Regions from separate parts of the Homo sapiens genome. Here region 1 is linked to region 2. The links are chromatin loops, found by intact Hi-C in ENCODE. Cell type or tissue: ascending aorta. All regions are shown on one strand. Region 1 overlaps CHCHD3 (coiled-coil-helix-coiled-coil-helix domain containing 3). Region 2 overlaps CHCHD3 (coiled-coil-helix-coiled-coil-helix domain containing 3).

Evidence for each region. Hi-C counts contacts between places; a loop is a spot of excess contacts. Peaks named below come from ENCODE experiments on the same cell type or tissue, not always from the same donor. Only the 100,000 strongest peaks of a DNase experiment are listed, where the experiment ranks them.
Region 1: a loop joins it to region 2, with 4 times the contacts of the local background. A loop is called at or near these places in 2 of 110 quality-filtered maps.

The regions. Positions count from the first base shown.
Region 1 is chr7:133,049,735-133,052,234 of GRCh38, reverse strand. The region is part of intron 2 of CHCHD3 (coiled-coil-helix-coiled-coil-helix domain containing 3); the gene reads left to right. Among named protein-coding and RNA genes, the nearest start is that of MIR3654, 16 kb to the right of the region's middle. In ascending aorta, a CTCF peak has its summit at 1,012; no DNase peak of the experiment used is centred here; H3K27ac peaks cover 450 bases.
Region 2 is chr7:132,996,362-132,998,861 of GRCh38, reverse strand. The region is part of intron 3 of CHCHD3 (coiled-coil-helix-coiled-coil-helix domain containing 3); the gene reads left to right. Among named protein-coding and RNA genes, the nearest start is that of MIR3654, 37 kb to the left of the region's middle. In ascending aorta, no CTCF peak of the experiment used is centred here; no DNase peak of the experiment used is centred here.

The DNA.
Region 1 (2,500 bases), 53 kb before region 2:
CTGTGAAGGTCTGTAGCTGCAGAATGGTTAGCACAGAGGCAATTGATACAATGAGGGGGCTCAGGTTTTGGGACCAGCCAGCCCTGAGTCACCATGGGGCTCTTTATAACATTGGAATAATACTTAACTCAGGGCTAACCTAATGCCTAGAACATTGTAGAATCAGTAGAGACTAAATTGGCATGGTATTGGATTGCTGACTAGAAATACTTCTATCTCAACCTTATAACCAACTGGCTGTTTTACCTTGGGTATGTTTCTTTATTTCTCTGGGCCTTAGTGTTCTTATCTGTCAGATGGTGGAATGGACTGTTATCTCTAAGATTCCCTTGATAGATTCTGAGCTTTTTAGATAAGAACCATTTTCATTCGTCTTTGTTTCCTAACACTGCGATTATACTTGGACAAAACATTTTTTTGAACGAATGATTAGATTTGCAGCTATAGTTATATAGCTACATATAGTTATAATTATGAGCTTATTTGTATATGTCTGTGAACATTTATAAATGAGAATTGTCTTTTTTTGAGGTTATCCTCAAGCAGCCTGAAATGCAATTTTATCTCTAAATGTTCATTCATACATATACATATGTGTGTATGCCTAGAACTAATATATAAAATTTAAAAATTAGAAAAAAATAAAAATGATCAAGGTGCAAGAGTATACGTTTAAACAAATCTATTGCTTTAGAAGAATTTATTTATGTTGCATTATTTGGATATGATGCTTAGAATAACTTGGCTAGTAGAAAAATGCTGTTGGCAGCTTCTAGGTTTAAAAAAAGCACCCCAGAGAATTAGGGAAAAAATAGTAGTTAAAAGGGTACTGTCAAGGTTGGTAGGTCTAAATTTAACAGAGCAGCTGTGTTTTGGTTTGGAAGGGTGTGTGTGTCATGCTATCTCCCCGCGCTGTTTGCTTGCCCTGTTATGAGGCAGAAACATGTTATAATGGAGATAGAGATCCTGCCTTTTGAAATGCAGCCTCAAGAAGTGGCTGCTTGAATGTTGCAGTGCCCCCACTGGCTTACAAGAACCTTGTCAGTGTTTGGAGAAGTTTAAAGCTAGCAGGTGTAATTGTTGTTATGCTTTCTGGCTTGGCTGTGGTCTTTTTCTGAAGGAACTCTTCAAGAACATTGAGCAGTATTCTCTGTGCTTGAAATATTGTGTTTTATTGCATTTAAGATGCCAGTAATTATAAGATTTTATTTTATTTTTTGAGATGGAGTCTTGCTCTGTCACCCAGCCTGGAGAGCAGTGGTTCAATCTCAGCTCACTGCAGTCTCTGCCTCCTGGGTTCAAGTGATTCTGGTGCCTCAGCCTCCTGAGTAGCTGGGATTACAGGCACGTTCCACCACGCCTGGCTAATTTTTTGTATTTTTAGCAGAGACAGGGCTTTGCCATGTCGGTCAGGCTGGTGTCAAACTCCTGACCTCAAGTGGTCTATCTCCCTCATCCTCCCAAAGTACTGGGATTACTAAAGTCATGAGCCACTGCGCCTGGCATATTTTTAAGATTTTATGTTCCACTAAGAAATAACCTTGACAGTTAAGCTGTGATAAAGTGCTTTCCTATCCATTAGAATATTCATTTTATGTTTATTGGAGTTGTTCTATCTATGTTCATAAATAAAAAGGAAAATTTAAGTGAAATGAATTGGTAGCAATATTCTTGAAGCTTACATTCAGAGCCCAAGTCTTCTGAATCATTTTCTGCCTCCATGTTGTCCATGTGAGTGTTTTTTCCTATACTGTCACCCTGTGTGCCATTAAGAGTGGTAGTAATGTAGCAGTTGTTAAAAAGTGTGCTCTACTGTCTATCCTGGAATTTTCTTCCAAGCTGCTGACTCTCATTCTGCATTTTTTTTTTTTTTTTTTTTTTTTTTTTTTTTTTTAAGACACAGCCTCCTCTGTTACTCAGCTTAGGTACAGTGGCAAGATCTTGGCTCACTGCAACCTCCACCTTTCGGGTTCAAGCAATTCTTGTGCCTCAGTCTCCTGAGTAGCTGGGATTACAGACATGCAGCACCACACTAATTTTTTGTATTTTTAGTAGAGACAGGGTTTCACCATGTTGGCCAGGCTGATCTCGAACTCCTGGCCTTAAGTGATCCTCCCGCCTCAGCCTCCCAAAGTGCTGGGATTACAGGCATGAGCCACCACGCCTGGCCCTTCATTCTGCATGTTTTGATGCTACTGCCTTCTTGATCTCACATAGATAATGTCATGAACTATGTTATGACTACCACCTGGCCCACAGTGACAGGAAGATACCGTCGGTATCAGAGACGAATAAATGTGTACCTTAGAAGCAATGGCATGTAGCAGCAGTGCACTAGCTGTAAAAAGGACTTTGACCAAGGAGTCATTGTTCAGAGGTTCACAGTGGAAGTGTGGATTATGGAGTATTTTCTTTATTCTAAATGGTTAAACACCACAAGTAAAGAAATTGTTTCATGTTCAGACACTATTATTCTCTAATTGTATTAATGTACAGTTAC
Region 2 (2,500 bases):
GAGACAAATCCAATAATCTGTGCAGATTACCCATTGATTTGATTAAATTGACTCATTGACCAACTTTGCTGTGTGATATTTTAGATTAGGTACTTCCCTTAGTAGAAGATGTGGAGACAAGTCATTATTTGATCTGAACTTGCTACTTTATTACAGTTTCATGCATTTTTAAAAACAGGAGTAATCAAAATGACATGTTGATGTAACTGGCAGAGTTGATTCCTAAATGCACTTGAAGCTAGACTACCCATTGTTATTTTTTGCACTAACCTTATTATTATTTTTTCCACCTTTGGCAAAACATGTGAGCTTCTAGTAATTCTAAAATTTCTGATGAATGACATTTGATAAGTGGTGTGATCCTGTGAATACTGATAAGCACTCGAAATTCAGTTGGTGAAGCATCAATTTCACACCTGAGACCCCAGTTCCAAGTTTAGGTTAAAGGTTTGCCTGGCGTCCGCAGTCTTTTTCTCAGGTCCCTTGATAAGTGCAGTCATTCCAAACCACATTTTTCTTCTGCATCAAATCCAGGCAGCACTCGGAATCATTAAATATTAAAACTTATATTCAGGAACATTATTCATTCATAAATATTTCATTGCAGCCTAAACTGCATTGTTCAAAACATTTTAGGATGTTATGCAACTCTGTCAAAGTACATTAACAAACTTAAGTCATGTTGAACTAAGCAAAAAATGACAGACTGCATCACATACGTGTTATAGTTGAATTTTTGTATAGGAAGCATTTTGTGTTGGGATATTTGGAAATTACCGTAAAGATAAAATGGATTGCAGAGGAAGCCAGATATAATGAATATTCATCTTCTGTGTAACATCTGCTATACATCTTAATGAAATTTATAGTTATCCCTGAAATTTTTCTTCCTTGACAGTATTTATTTATTTTTAAAATTATTTTAACCGGGAGTTGAATATGAGTTGATACCATTCTAGCTGCATATAAAATGACAGTATTGGATGCAGGGACCATTTTTCAGATCTCCATGATAGCCATCATCTCCACAGAATTGAACTTAGACCTCCTGTGAACCATAGAGTAACTGGGAAACTTTTGATATTCGCAGAGTGTAAGAGAGTGATGAGTTCAAGCATTGGTCTCTGACAAAATTTGTTCTGGATTGCTGTGAACACATTTGGTCTCTTGCTGTTTTTTTTTTTTTTTTTTTTTTTTTTTTTACAACCCTGTTAGTTACAGTGAGAAGCCATAAAATTCTTCCTATGCAGGAAAATGGTAGAAGCATTTTTTGTGTCTAAAATTGTTCTTTCTTAAAAAGAAAAGAAAAGAATCTTTTTCTGGTGTGGTAACAAAAAATTGAAATAGCAAATTCAAATAGTAGAAAGTGTAAAAATTCACAACTGATGAGGTGATAGCATACTTTTTTTTGGTACAGTGACAGTAATATAGCTTATGAGCTTTATCTGAAGTAGGTGAAATACTGATTATATTTTACTTGAGCTATCATTGACACAATGGATTAGAACTTAATGAGGGGGAGGTAGTTTGATTTTAAAACATCCTTGATTACATAGATTTTTTTGGAATGGAGGACAGATTAATCTTCCTGTGATATGTGGATCAAAAACTATATAGGCAGCCAGTGGGCTCATCTTGAACACCTACAGCCGTTCTTTCAAAAATGATAGAAATGGATATTGTGAAGTAAATAATGAAGGTGGCATAGTGAATTCCTGCTGGCAGAGAGTTAAATTATTCATTTTGTTAGTTTAGCTAACATGGTTCATGCTGCGTGGGATTTGAGCACTATGTCAATGACTAATATTGCATAATTAAAAAGCCTCAGTTCCTCGGGCTTAGAATGTAGCTGGAATTTAGAAATGGTTGTTAACATCGTGGAAATATAGTTTTATTTGTATAAGTAGATGCTGTTTACCTAGCCGTTTTGAAGTTTTGACTTTATGAAACATTTGTGTAGCATGTAGGCAGTATGCCGAAGATGTTTTTAACGATAGTTAATCTTGCAGTCCCTTCCCCTTGCTTTGCGTCCCACCCCACGGTGTTTTTCTTCTTGAAAGGCTGCTCTGTAGTAAATGGTCCGTTTCGAAAGCCTGGTGAGCACACTCCCTCAGCATCGCACCGCTGCCTCTTCCCTTTGCTTATCTCTTCCACATTAGGTTGCTGATTAGCGACAGGGCTTGGAAGGATTGCCAATTCTGTAACGATTCAATTTGGGGGACTGCATAGGCACTGATACCTTTACAAAGCAACGCCGACATTAGTTTATTACCTTCTCAATTTTAGCAACTCTGAAGGGAAAGAGACCTAACATAAACCTCTTTTCATTTTTGTATGATATAATCTTACACACAGTATTTCATAGTCAGTCAATTGGACTATTTTGTTTTATGCTTCTTCACGGAATGTAATTTTACATGCATATTTGTAACTTTGGGATAACTTTTTAGCACTATTTTTGAAGCTCAGGACTCTGTGAATGGGGAAAAACAAAGAGTGG